Regions from separate parts of the Homo sapiens genome. Here all the other regions are linked to region 1. The links are chromatin contacts, found by Hi-C or POLR2A ChIA-PET in ENCODE. All regions are on one chromosome and are shown on one strand. The core of a region is the stretch at or near the end of the contact, and the rest is flanking DNA. Distances in the headings are between cores, read along the strand shown.

Evidence for each region. A loop is a pair of places that touch in the nucleus more often than their neighbours do. ChIA-PET counts read pairs that join two places held with the same protein, here RNA polymerase II (POLR2A). Pooled maps may share reads with other maps.
Region 2: a pooled map shows a loop between it and region 1 (1.8-fold over the local background). The contact joins the enhancer-like site here to the promoter of RHOV in region 1. A Hi-C loop is called at or near these places in 2 of 168 maps with a recorded cell type or tissue (DLD1 and endothelial cell of hepatic sinusoid), 1 of 37 single-sample maps with no recorded cell type and 1 of 50 pooled maps. POLR2A ChIA-PET finds 5 or more read pairs at or near these places in 8 of 52 experiments (GM10248, GM12878, H1 and 5 more).
Region 3: a pooled map shows a loop between it and region 1 (3-fold over the local background). The contact joins the promoter of CHAC1 here to the promoter of RHOV in region 1. A Hi-C loop is called at or near these places in 3 of 50 pooled maps. POLR2A ChIA-PET finds 5 or more read pairs at or near these places in 11 of 52 experiments (CD4-positive, alpha-beta memory T cell, GM12878, H1 and 7 more).

Annotation. Positions count from the first base shown.
Region 1 is chr15:40,872,405-40,877,019 of GRCh38, forward strand. It overlaps RHOV (ras homolog family member V), which reads right to left and starts at 1,830. Exons shown (of 3, transcript NM_133639.4): 1 at 1,528-1,830; 2 at 1,280-1,338; 3 at 1-1,097. The coding sequence starts at 1,735. The coding sequence ends at 654. LOC124903475 (a long non-coding RNA gene) reads left to right here and starts at 1,338. Exons shown (of 2, transcript XR_007064600.1): 1 at 1,338-1,519; 2 at 1,906-2,184. RefSeq lists a silencer at 1,365-1,884.
Region 2 is chr15:40,785,391-40,790,005 of GRCh38, forward strand. The region is part of intron 1 of DNAJC17 (DnaJ heat shock protein family (Hsp40) member C17); the gene reads right to left. Among named protein-coding and RNA genes, the nearest start is that of C15orf62, 18 kb to the left of the region's middle. Within about 2 kb of position 2,246, at least 19 of the 41 ENCODE cell types and tissues checked have a DNase peak (open chromatin) inside an H3K27ac peak, as active enhancers do; they include HCT116, where a contact is called at or near this core.
Region 3 is chr15:40,951,564-40,956,178 of GRCh38, forward strand. CHAC1 (ChaC glutathione specific gamma-glutamylcyclotransferase 1) reads left to right here and starts at 1,908. Exons shown (of 3, transcript NM_024111.6): 1 at 1,908-2,251; 2 at 2,665-2,700; 3 at 3,810-4,615. The coding sequence starts at 2,021. The coding sequence ends at 4,211. RefSeq lists enhancers at 1,117-1,710, 4,136-4,615 and a silencer at 1,382-1,641.

The DNA.
Region 1 (4,615 bases), core at 580-3,079:
TAGGGAGCCCAGAGACCCAGTTCTTCCCAGGGGCCAGCCCCGCCCTCCCTGGCCTTGGGGATTGAGGGCAGCCCAGGTGTCAGCCTGCTCCTCATCCACCCCACTTCCCTCTCTCCTCCTCCTCGTCATCTTCTTTCCAGGCCTTATCCACCATCAGTCCCAGGCTCCAAGACCTCTTTTCCTGCTCGCTCTCTCAATCTCTCGCCCACTCCATCCCAAACTTCTCTCCAAATCGGGGTTGAGCCCCTTCCAGCCCTCCATAATGCCAAGCGTTCCCCAAGCTCTTTCTCACCCCTGTGCCAAGGAAGGGTCCTAATTCAGCCAGGCTGACCTGAGGGCCCAGGACAAGAAACTGGGTTCCCAAACTGCTCGGAGGTGACTGACCCTGTTAGGACCATCCCATGAAAATCAAAGTGCCAGGTTTTTTTCTGTGAGCTTTGACTGGAGAAATCCAAATCAGAGCCTTCCCTCCTAGGCTCACCCAGGCATATCAGAGTGGGCAGTTAGAGGCCCATGTCCCCCGAGTGTTCAGAAGGGAACTGAGTCCTATGAGGTGGCCAGGCCCTGCCAGTAGCTGCCGCAAAGGCCCGGGTGCCCCAGGTCTCAGAAGTCTTTGGCCTCCTGCCTACTACTTGCTATGCAGCCATAGCTGCTCAAACGAAGCAGAAGAACTTCTTCCAGCGGCAGCGGGAGAGGGTGCGCACACCTTTGGCATTCAGTTTCTTCTCCAGCCGGGCTTTGTGCTCAATGGCACTGAGAATAGCCGAGTCAAATACTTCCTTCAAGTTCTTCTGCGTCAAGGCTGAGCACTCAAGGTAGCAGCAGGCTCGGATCTTCTCGGCCAGACCCTGAGCCTGGGGTTGGGGCACGGGGCCCTCCCGGCCCCCCTGGTCCAGCTGAATTAGTACGTTGACATCGTCCCTCAGGTCGGCCTGGGTGCCCACCAGCAGCACAGGCGCCTGGGGGTTGTGCGTGCGGATCTCGGGCAGCCATTTCTCTGTGATGTTTTGAAAGGAGCTGGGCTGCACCACGCTGAAGCACGCCAGGAAGACATCGGTATCCGGGTAGCAAAGGGAACGAAGTCGGTCAAAATCCTCCTGGGGTGGGAAGGCCAGGTGGTAAGGATTAGCCCCCCGACACATGGAATCCATTTCTCACCCGGGGCTGGAAACCTGAGACTCCAAGAGCCCAAGGCTTTCTCCATTTGCTCCATATGGGGTCCTCCCAGCCTCCAGCCCATCTCCCCGCAGACCAGTAGAGGCCGCGCCCAGCTTCTCACCTGTCCCGCTGTGTCCCAGAGCTCAATGCGCACCGGAGCTCCATCCACCAGGACTTGCACTGCAGGGGCGGGGCGGGGAGAGCCTGAGTTAGGAAGAGCGTCCTGGGCCGCACCAGCGCCACCTCGGGGCCTGCTCCAGTCTCCTCCCCGGGGTCCTCTGCGCCCTCCCGCCGAGACGCCCGCCCCAGCTCCCCGGTGCACAGCCCCGCCGCAGCCACGCGGCCGCACGGGCGATTGAACGTACGTACCAGAGAAGGTGTCCAGCGCAGTGGGCCGGTAGCGCGCGGGGTACCCATTGCAGGTGTAGCTGACGATGAGGCTGCTCTTGCCCACGGCGCCGTCGCCCACCAGCACGCACTTGATGCCCAGCTCTGGGGGCGCGCTACGCCGCCGCGGGGGAGGGGTCGGGGCCCGGAGCGGGGGCGGCTCGGCCTCGCTCAGCTCCCGCGGCGGCATGGCCCGCTCCGGGGGCAGCAGAGGGGCCAGCCCGGGTCTCGGCTTCGCTGCGCTCGGTGAAGCAGGTCCCGCTGGCTGCCTCTGACTGAATGGGTCCAGGCTGGGCGAGTCGGCCCAGCGCTACCAGCGGGTTTGTGTAGGGCCCCGCCCATCTCATCTACATGTTTCAGGCGGCCCCGGACCCCACCCATCGGCGAAGATCTCCCGCGGCCAGGCACCCTGCGAGGCCAGGCGAGGAGGAGGAAAACCCCGGGAGGAGGAAAGGCAGGCAGAAAGCTGGAGCTCCAAGAGTCACGCAGGTACAAGGACAAAGAATCGTCAAATGAGAATACCAAGAAGAGATAGACATCCATGATTTATTGTTAGGAGGAAGAAGCAAGTTGCAGAACATATAATACAGTATGTTCAGGTTAAACAAGTGTGCAAATTAAACCTTGTTCAACTTACAAGAAACAACTCTATGCATATGTTTGCATGAGTATTAAAAAGTTGGGATAATTTTATTAATGAAAGAATTACTTTTTTAAATATTGAGGCTGAGAGCAGTGGCTCATGCCTGTAATTCCAGCGTTCTGGGAGGCTAAGCCAGGAGGATCACTTGACCCCAGGAGTTCAAGGTTACAGTGAGCTATAATAGTGCCATTGCACTTCAGCATGTGTGACAGATCCTAAAAACAAACAAACAAACAAAAAACCTGTTGACCCCTGAACAAAGCGGGAATTATGGGCGAGAAACCCTGTGCAGTCAGCCGAAAATCCCTATATAACTTTTGACTACCCCAAAATTTAACTATTAATAGCCTGCTGTTGCTGGGCTCCGTGGCTCACGCCTGTAATCCCAGCACTTTGGGAGGCCGAGGTGGGTGGATCACCTGAGGTCAGGAGTTCGAGACCAGCCTGGCCAACATGGTGAAACCCCGTCTCTATTAAAAATACAAAAAATTAGCCAGGTGTGGTGGCGGGTGCCAGTAATCCTAGCTACTCAGGAGGCTGAGGCAGGAGAATCACTTGGACCTGGCAGGTGGAGGTTGCAGTGAGCCAAGATTGGGCCACTCCACTCCAGCCTGGGTGACAGAGCAAGACTCTCTCTTAAAAAACAAAAACAAAAAACCCCCCAAAAAAAGTAGCCAAGCATGGTGGTGTGCATCTGTAATCCCAGCTACTCGGAGGCTGAGGTGGGAGGATGGCTTGAACCTGGGAGGTGGAGGTTGCAGTGAGCTGAGATCATGCCATTGCACTCCAGCCTGGGCAACAGAGCCAGACTTTGTCTCAAAAATAAATAAATAAATAAATAAAAAATAGGCTGGGCGCAGTGGCTCACACCTGTAATCCCAGCATTTTGGGAGGCTGAGGCGGGCAGATCACATCACGAGGTCGGGAGATCCAGACCATCCTGGCTAACACGGTGAAACCCCGTCTCTACTAAAAATACAGAAAATTAGCCGGGCATGGTGGTGGGCGCCTGTAGTCCCAGCTACTCGGGAGGCTGAGGCAGGAGAATGGCGTGAACCCAGGAGGCGGAGCTTGAGTGGGCCGAGATTGCGCCACTGTACTCCAATCTGGGAGACGCAGCAAGACGCCATCTCAAAAAAAAAATAAAAATAAAAAAATAAAAAAGGCCGGGCGAGGTGGCTCACACCTGTAATCCCAGCTAATTTTTGTATTTTTAGTGGAGACGAGGTTTCACCATGTTGGCCAGGCTGGTCTTGAACTCTTGACCTCAGGTGATCCATCTGCCTCGGCCTCCCAAAGTGCTAGGATTACAGGTATGAGCCACCACGCCCAGGAGGCTTATCATATTTTCAAACTTTTTTCTTCTGACCTGTATCAGAAAGTTAGAATCATCGTAAAGGTCTGCACCCTTGTGGTCTCCAGTTGGGTAGGCTGAGGAGAAGGAGGAAAAGGAGTTGGTCTTGCTGCGTCAGGGGTGGCAGAGGTGGAGAAGGTGGAAGGGGAGGCAGGAAAGGCAGGCACACTTGGTATAACTTTTATCTATTTTTAGAGATGTGGTCTTGATCTGTTGCACAGTCTGGAGTGCAATGACGCGAGCATAGCTCACTGCAGCGTCCAAACTCCTGGCCTCAAGCAATCCCGCCCCAGCCTTCCAAGTAGCTGGGATTACAGGCATGCACCCCCAGGCCAGGCTACATTTTTTTAATTTTTTTTTTTTGTAGAGACAGTCTTGCTTTTTTGCCCAGGCTGGTCTTCAACTCCTGGCTTCAAGTGATCCTCAGGCCTCAGCCTCCCAAAGTGCTGGGATTAAAGGCATGACCCACCACACACGGCCCTCAGTGTAACTTTTATTGAAAAAATTCTGCCTAAAATGGACCTGTACAGTTCACACCCATGTTGTTCAAGGCTCAGCTGTATACAGATCATGAGAGAGGCAGAGAAACACAAGTGTGAATACAGCAGGCAGGAATGTACTGTACTCCTTTTCAGAGGAGAGCTTTCTCTAGACTCAGCCTGAAGGCAAGCTGTGAACACTTTCACTCCCCTCAGCTAAAGGAACTCAGGGTGCTGAGAAGCTAGCTGGGGAGGATCTTCAAGGACAATTTCCATTTGAATATTTTATAAATCTCCAAATACCTAATATTATCTCATCATCATCAAAAGCACATAATAATTACCTATCTGCAGATGCTGTTCTGGGCCACCCACTGCCCTTGCCCTAGAAGGAGTTTGCAGACTGAGACAATATCTCCCAGGTAGCCCTGGGAAGGTCACCTGGAGAGCAAGTGAAGAGTAGCCTGATGCTAATTTTGTCTCTTTATTGCAACCACACCAAGTGACACCAGGCCCAGAATCCTTTCTCTGATCTCTGACCCTTTCATCTCAGCCTATGCAAAGATCACAGAAAACACCGTCACCTTCAGGGAG
Region 2 (4,615 bases), core at 996-3,495, 87 kb before region 1:
TATTTTCAAATTCGGAATCTTCTACATACTGATAGCATGACCTTGGGCAAATTACTGAAGCTCACACAGCCTTAGGGACTTCAACATCAAACTGAGAAGAATAAATCCTACACACAGGGCTGCTGGAAGGATTAAAGAAAATGATCCGTGTAAGCACCTGACAAAAACTAGGTGCTTCCTACAAGTTCCCAAACCTTTCTCTCCTCTACTTCTGGAAGAGGGTAAACTGTGACACCAGGCCAGCAGGATGCCAATTGGACAGGAATTCAGGAATGGACCCTGGTCCACAGTGGATGCAGGTCAACTCCATTTGAATTCTCTAGGTGGACAGGGCTGGATTTGAGTCTGCTGTGGGGTAGATCTAAAATTCAATCCTGGGTTCACTCCCAGGGTCTCTGAAATACTCTTATTCAAGGGGTAGAAGGGATGGGTAGGTAGCCTGAGATCTTCCAGAGTGGCCTTGAATCAAAACCCAGCTGGCCTAAGAATGTTGGTCAAGTATGTCTGTCTTGATTAACTAGTTATTACTATATTTAACTGTTAAACCTGCCCTGGGCAGGGCCCATCCCTTGGTTTTAGCCTGGAAGACCAGTTTTGACTTTGAACCGGTTGGCCTAGAATTTGGTGCTTTGTACTACAAACTAGATTCCCAGCTTTGTCCAGCCCTCCTGGAGTTGACTGCTGCCTGAAGAATTTCTCACCATGTAAACACAACTCTCCTAAAGCAGGCCTTTGAAAAACCTTCCGGTCTCAATATTGTTTATTATTAAATAATCCTACCTTATGAACAGCTCAAAAGGCTAGATTCAGGGTAAAAATGTACAACAATTATTTTTTATAACTATCACAAAATTGGGAAGGAGAGGAACTTTCAGAAGAACAAGAAATAGAAGGGCCATCCTCTATAATCTTACTCCTTATGATATAGGATAAACAGGACTGCTGAAAGCCAGGTATCCCGGGTTGGAAGCTCCTCCAGAAACTGACTCTGGCCCAGGTCCAGTGGCTCACGCCTGTAATCCCAGCATTTTGGGAAGGTGAGGCGGGAGGATCGCTTGAGCCCAGGAGTTTGAGACCACCCTGGGCAACAGAGCAAGACCCCATCTCTAAAAAGAGAAAGAAAGAAACTGTGTCTGCAGGTGCTGGGATCACTGAGGCAGAGCTGAAGCAGCCACAGCAAGGTGTGGCTTTTCACTTGCAGCTTTTCTTCTTTACCTATAGGTTTCCCCTAAATCCCCTGGTCTCTCTAGCGCTTAGAAACACTTGCATTTCTGAGACTTCACAAAGGATCCAGGTGACAGTTCAAATGTTTCCAACCCAAAGTTCCCCATCCAGATCATGGCTTTTCAGAGGAGAAGCTCTTTCTAAGGCCCAGCCTCAGAAGGACGAAGATCTCAGATAAATGTAAGCTCCGTGAGTACTTCGAACTGCAATTTGCAGAAACTTGGTCTTTCTCCTGATGGCTTTCTAAAAACCTCACTGTCTACCACCCTTTTTCCATCCTAGACTGGTTGAGTTTAATCTGTTTTTGATGTCTCAGGATCATCATCCAGAACATCAACTACTGAATAGTATGACACGTTCTACGGAGAGTGGTGTCAGGCTTTTCATTTGCTTCCCTAGGTGGCGAGGATTTTAAATTCTACTCTTTTAATAGTTTTCCTATTACTTCCTTAGTTGGCCTCTACTAGACTGCCAGATGCCAGCCCTTCCCTAGAAGTGCTGCTCATCTGCTGCTTCTTTTCTGGTATGGTCTAGAGAAACAGATAAGCTGGTTATAACTATACCTTAAATGAGAGCATAAGGGTATAGGAAGGTATGGGGGTTCCCCTTACAAATAAAGTGGATGTACTTAGGAGGCAGGGAGTTCTGCTTCTCCCCAGGGTCCAGAACAGTGAACAGCACCTGGCATTCAGCAGGCACACAATAAATATCTGTTGCATGAATTGGCAAACATTCATTTGTTCTCAACCAAAACACAATCGGAAACCTCAACTATGTCAATTACTTCAGACCCACTGAGGAGCAGAAGGAAGTAGGTGCCATCCAGACCCTAGGAGATCTGACCACTATTTCACAATTTCTCCTCCTCCCTGCTAACACCTCCTCTTAAAAAACCAAGTCTGGGAAAGGGAAGGAATTACTAAAGCAGACTGCCAGGATAACCACAGTGGGAACTAAATGTTACCCCCTCATTGCCCACATCAGACAATGAATAATAAATTGGCAGCCACCCAGCCCTTCCCCGGAAGCTCTATAACCGGTTCTACCACTTTCAGCAACCTGAACCCAGAGCAGGGGAGGAGGGCTGGAAGCTGGGTCTCTAGCCACCTCCACTGGGTTTTGCCGCAAGCACACAGCAGGGCCTCTGACATCCACCTGCCTCCAGTTTCACCTCTTGATGGGGGAAGGAACTCCTGACTCACCCAAAAAAGCTAAGTGCTAAGGGATCCAATAAATACAAAATAGCCATCATTAACTTAAAAGAAAGGTGCCCTACAAAGAAGGGATCATTATTTTTTAAAAGGTTGCTGTCCTTTCTTGTAATAAAGCTTGGAGCCAGGTAAGTAAGTGGTACAAGTAAAGAGGCCGAGGCTGATAGGTTAGACTTAGATAAGGAGGACACAGAGGGAGGCAGCTCTATGTGACAACAAGCACTGAATGGACAAAGCATCCCGGGTAAATCAGCTGGAAACCCACTGCCAGGCCCAGTTCCAGTCACAGGCACAGTGAGTGATAACAGCTGGGGCAGCCACGTCTCCCCAAGCCCGGAGAGGCAGATGCCTCCCCATCCCCTCACTAGCAGGAACCCCAGAGGTATATGACTGCCTGATGTCACACGCAGGAAGCAAACAACAGAGCTCTGGGCACCTGCCTAAAAGTCCCCTCTGGCCAGGCATGGTGGCTGATGCCTGTAATCCTAACACTTTGGTAGGCCAAAGCAAGAGGATCGCCTGAAGCCAGGAGTTCAAGATCAGCATGGGCAACAAAGCGAACCCCACCTCTACAAAAAATTTAAAAATGGGCCGGGCACGGTGGCTCACGCCTGTAATCCCAGCACTTTGGGAGGCCGAGGTGGGTGGATCATGAGGTCAGGAGATCGAGACCATCCTGGCTAACACGGTGAAACCCCGTCTCTACTAAAAATACAAGAAATTAGCCGGGCATGGTGGCGGGCGCCTGTAGTCCCAGCTACTCGGGAGGCTGAGGCAGGAGAATGGCATGAACCCGGGAGGCGGAGCTTGCAGTGAGCCGAGATCATGCCACTGCACTCCAGCCTGGGCCACAGAGCGAGACTCTGTCTCAAAAAAAAAAAAAAAAAATTTTTTTTTAAATGAGCCAGGCATGGTGGCATGCACCTGTAGTCCCAGCTACTTGGGTGGGGCTGGGAAGGATTATTTGAGTCCACGAGTTTGAGGCTGCATGCCACTGCATGCCAGCCTGGGCAACAGAGTGAGATCCATCTCTTTAAATAAACATAAATAAATAAAAATAAAAGAGAAGTTCCCTGTGCCTGAAAGATTGATCCTTTCATTCCTTACAGCCTGTGACCCCTATTGGGACAGCACTACAGAGAAGTCCCCAAATGCCTGGGCACTGTACAACCTATGGGCTGCTCCCAAGGCTTGGCACAAGCAGAGAGCTGGCCAACCCCAGACAGCCCCCTCAGCTCAATGCTCCCAAAACATGGGCCTGCTGGTGGTACCAAGATAATACCAGAGAACCTGGGCCTCACACTGACATCCCTCTCAGGCTGATAGCCATGGCCCATGGTTCAGTCTCAGAACAGGGGCCTGTGCCACCTAGAACAGCTGGGACCACACACGGAGCCTGGCCTGCTTCTCCCCAAATGATGGCCCTTGTACGCCCTTTGGGCTCTGGTTCCTCAGCCAATCCTGAGGCCACTCTTTAGCTCCTCCCATCCCCCCGGATCTCATCTCCAGGTCCCCCTTCCTTCACTCCCCCACAGTACTCCCTCCTATCCTGCTCTCCTCGGTCCACTTCCCCAAACCAGCCCACTTGAAACCCAGTCTACAGCCCTCTTTCTCCTCCTCAGATACCACCCTGCTCTCTGGCCCACCTCCTCCCTTTTAACCTTATCCTAACCACCGCTATATTAGGCTCAGACCCCAAAAGCCTTTCCTACCTTCTCTCAGCTTGTAGATTCTCATGCCCAGATCTGCCAGAAACGTCTCCCCACTGCCTGCTGTCACTCTTAACTCCTAGAGGCCTGGGTCTCTAGCCCCAGAACCACTTCCTCTGCCCAGTCTCTGCCCTTTCCCAGGGGGTAGAACTCCTTCCCTCTGGGCCCTGGTACTTCCTACACCTCATTCATTTCTGTCTTCCCTTAATGCATTGTTTCCTTTATAAACAAATTTGTATTAGTAAAAAGAAATTAGTTGATTTCGGAAGTCTGAGGCAGGAGAATGGCGTGAACCCGGGAGGCGCATCTTGCAGTGAGCCGAGATTGCGCCACTGCACTCCAGCCTGGGAGACAGAGACAGACTGTCTCAAAAAAAAAAAAAAAAAAAAAAAAAAAAGAAAAGAAAAGAAATGAGTTGATTTAGTGAAAATAACTAAATAACAATACTTACGAACAGCAAAAATAGGGAAA
Region 3 (4,615 bases), core at 658-3,157, 79 kb after region 1:
CCAGCCTGGGCAACAGAGAGAGACTCCACCTCAAAAAAAAAAAAAAAAAAAAAAAAAAAAAAAAAAAGTAACAATGCATTGAAAATCTTCAGGCATATGGCTTTTCCCGTATTTTGAATAATTTCCTGAAGGAGTATTGGGTCAAAGGGCAGGGATATTTTGTGATTCTTGACTTGTATCACCAAGCTGCTTTCTCAAAGGGTTGTTTGTGCCAATTCAGATACTTCAGCAATATGTGGATACCAGTTTCCCACTTCCCGGACTACAACCCACAGCTGGTGAGTGGAAAAGAGGACATTCTTCTAAGAAGCTACCAACAAAGGAGGTGCTCATATGAACGAAAGGGGACAGGATAGAAGAGAAGAGGGAGACTGAATGTGGGAAATGGAGAGAAAGCGAAAAAGAAAGGAATAACCAGAAAGGACCATTTGCTGGTAATTTTTTTTTTTTCCTGATTGGAAAAGTAATTCATGCTCCCTGTAAAAATCCAGACTTTTTCATTACTGTTTAAGTTTGATACTGAAAGTCCTCCTCTGGTGCCAGCCTCTGCTAACTGTTTAGGTATATTCTTCCAGATTATTTATTACACGAATACTTTTTGTTTTTAAAGAAATAGCTTTGTACTATACACACTGTTGTGCAAGTTTCCCACTTATATCTGCGACACCTTCGGAATGAATATGTGAAGTGTGAAGATCACGTTTAGTTTAAATATTGAATTAGAATCGAATGAGAAGCCATGTTGCACATTGCCCCTGCCAGCCATCTCCTGGCCAGTTTAGAGAGAAGGCCTTCAGCTGCCTCTGTTTCCCTTTTACAGTCAGTGACATCCCCTGAGGGCAGTCCCTTGCTGCGTATTGGGTCAACCCCCGGCGGCCTGTGGACTCGGCTGGGAGGCCAGAAGCCGAGGGAGAAGACCAGTAGCTGGCCATAGTCTTGTGGGGGCCTCACTGGGCCCTCCTTGCCCGCTGCTCCCGGAACCTTGTGCCTATGGATTAATCATTGCTGCAAAATCTCACGTCCAGGAAGAATTAAACCCATCGCCTTGGGGGCAAGACTAGCCTGGCTTTTGCATCTTTATAGCCTTTCTCCGCAGGTGCAGCCACCACCTCCAAAGTGACTGCCGGTCGGTCCAAGCGCTCTAACAGGCTCTTCCCCGAGCCTACCTGGGCTCGAGGGGTCCCACACCTGGTCCGGGGCGTAGCCCATGTGAGGCCTGCAAGCTCCGGGCGCCTGGCCTACCTAACTCAGCCCCGCAGTCTCTGCAGAACCCCCTGCAGCCCCGTGGCCCAGTTTCTCCATTTGCTCACAATGGCCAACGGCGTGAGGCACTTGAGCGGAATGCGGACGGTGCCTCCGACAGCTTTCCCGCAGTGCATGATCTCAGGAGGGGCCCCAGAGACGGAAGTTTACGACGCCCAGAGCGCTCCTTCTGGACGTGCCCTGGACTCGACTTGGGACTGAGTCTGTGCCGCCTAGGCTGGCAGGGACTCGGCCAGATGCACTAGCGGCAAGGCTGGGCTGACACCGCCTGGGACTCGCTCGCCGTACCTCCAAGGGGCCCAGGTCATGAGGGGGCGGCTGGGGAGACGCCCGCCCGGTGCCCGCCCTGGGCCCGGCGGGTGCCCCCTGCCCGCCGCCTGACGCAATCCGAGGCGCCCTTGCTGCATGCCGGCGCTGGAGAAACCTCCCCTGCCGTTGCATCACTCCTGCCAGGTTTGCCACAGAGGTGGAGCTGAACCAATCAGCGGGCGCGCTGGGCCCGCGGCGCGGTTAAGTGAGAAGCAGAATCCGAAGTTGATTGGCCAAAAGGGGATTTGCCCCACCCCAATCACCGCGGCAGCTGGCCGCGGTGGGCGTGGTCTCCCGGCAAGAAGGTTTAAAGGGCGCCTCCATGGGGGGCGCTCAGCTGGAGCTACCGAGCGGTGCCAGGCCAGGTGTGTGCGTCCGTCGGTCTTTCCGTGCCCACGCCGGAGACCAGCCCCGGAGGCCGCCTGGGCCTATCCCTGTGCCAGGCACCATGAAGCAGGAGTCTGCAGCCCCGAACACCCCGCCCACCTCGCAGTCCCCTACGCCGTCCGCTCAGTTCCCCCGAAACGACGGCGACCCTCAAGCGCTGTGGATTTTCGGGTACGGCTCCCTGGTGTGGAGGCCCGACTTCGCCTACAGCGACAGCCGTGTGGGCTTCGTGCGCGGCTACAGCCGCCGTTTCTGGCAGGGAGACACCTTCCATCGGGGCAGCGACAAGATGGTGAGCATCCAACCGTGCCCAGGGGAGTGAGGGGGTTGGGGGCGGGATACTGGGCGCCAGTGCCCTGGAATGTCCGGGGCTCTCTGGGCCAATAGAAAGAAATGTGTAAACCTGTGTCTGGGGTTTGTGGCTCATTTAAATGTATGTGCCCAGTGCATCACTGTGATGGCTGGAGTCTGTGAACCTGTGGATCCCTGTGTTGATCACCAACTGGGACCACTGACATGTCAGTGTTTCTGGACGTTTCTCCTACATCCGTGCATCGCTCCCCCACCTTCCCCTGCATGAATGGGACTCAGCATGCAGAGTGGGGCACTTGGAGGCCCGGGTCAGCGGGATTGATAAAGGTTTCCTTGCTGATGGCAGAGCTGATTTCTAACTTGTCTATTTCAAAATATTTCTTCCCTCCCTAGCCTGGCCGTGTGGTGACGCTCCTTGAAGATCATGAGGTAAGTGCCCGAATCATGAAGGGGAACCCTGGCCCAGTGTGAAGGGGGACCAGCAGAGAGAGCTCATAGGCTCTTGGCTGCAGGCTAGCTCTGTCTGATGCTTCTCTGGCAGAGTAGAAACGTGTTCTAGCTCAGTGCTTCTCACCAAATCACATGAGGATCTTGTTAGAATGCAGATTTTAGTTCAGTAGCATGAGAATGGGTCCTGAGACACAGCATTCCTAACTAGCTTACAGGTGATGCCACCACATCCTGGACCACACTTTGAGGAGGAATCCTGTCTTCCCTGGTACTAGACCACTTTGTCAACTGTTTTTTTTTTTTGTTGTTGTTGTTGTTGTTTTGTTTGTTTGTTTTTGAGACAGAGTCTTGCTCTGTTGCCCAGGCTGGAGTGCAGTGATGCAATCTTGGCTCACTGCAACATCTGCCTTCCAGATTCAAGCGATTCTCCCACCTCAGCCTCCCGAGTAGCTGGGATTACAGGCATGCGCTACCACACTCAGCTAATTTTTGTATTTTTAGTAGAGACGGAGTTTCACCATATTGGCCAGGCTGGTCTGGAACTCCTGATCTCAAGTGATCTGCCCACCCTCAGCCTCCCAAAATGCTGGGATTACAGGCATGAGCTACTGCACCTGGCCTCAACTATGCCTTTTTTTTTTTTTTTAAGACGGAGTCTTACCCTTGTCACCCAGGCTGAAGTCACTGCAACCTCCACCTCCTGGGTTCAAACGATTCTACTGCCTCACCCTCCCGAGTAGCTGGGTTACAGGCGTACGCCACCATGCCTGGCTAATTTTTGTATTTTTAGTAGAGATGGGGTTTCACCATTTTGGCCAGGCCGGTCTCGAACACCTGACCTGAAGTGATCCACCTGCCTTGGCCTCTCAAAGTGTTGGGATTACAAGCATGAGCCACCACGCCTGGCCTTTCAACTGTTCTTAACAAAGAGAGTACAAGGGCTTGAGGTACTGCCACCAGATGGCTCATCAGCCGACCACAGCCTCCCTTATAGAGCACAGTCCTGGGTGGGGGTGGCATGTTAGGATAGGAGAGGGAGCAGCAAGGAGCTGTCATGACTGACCCCGGGTGTCCCTATTTCTTCCCAGGGCTGCACTTGGGGCGTGGCATACCAAGTGCAAGGGGAGCAGGTAAGCAAGGCCCTGAAGTACCTGAATGTGCGAGAGGCAGTGCTTGGTGGCTACGATACCAAGGAGGTCACCTTCTATCCCCAAGATGCTCCTGACCAACCACTGAAGGCATTGGCCTATGTGGCCACCCCACAGAACCCTGGTTACCTGGGCCCTGCGCCTGAAGAGGCCATTGCCACGCAGATCCTGGCCTGCCGGGGCTTCTCCGGCCACAACCTTGAATACTTGCTGCGTCTGGCAGACTTCATGCAGCTCTGTGGGCCTCAGGCGCAGGACGAGCACCTGGCAGCCATCGTGGACGCTGTGGGCACCATGTTGCCCTGCTTCTGCCCCACCGAGCAGGCTCTGGCGCTGGTGTGAGGGGCTGAGCCCCTGCGGGGAGTGCTCATGTGGACATCAGGGCCAGACACCCACTCCAGTGCACAAGACAGACTTGCGACCGCTTGAGCCCACTGAGCAGATATGGTGGGTGGCTGGAGGCTTCTCTTTCTCAGTCCCTGCCTGTCTGCCAGCCTGCAGCTCTCCTGCTTGACACTGACTTACTACTTGAAACTTTATTTATTGCACCATGTTGGTGTGGTGGGCAGGTGGAGGGCCTGCCCTGGACACAGGGGCCCTGCTGAGCAGTGGCCCCATCCTGGAACTTGACCAGATTCCCCCCAGTGCTGCTGCTAACCCCACACCACCCAGGCCTCCACCTCCCCAGGGAGTCTCCAAGAGCCTCGATCCTCTGCTCACTCAGCCCAGCCATCCATAGCCCTGGG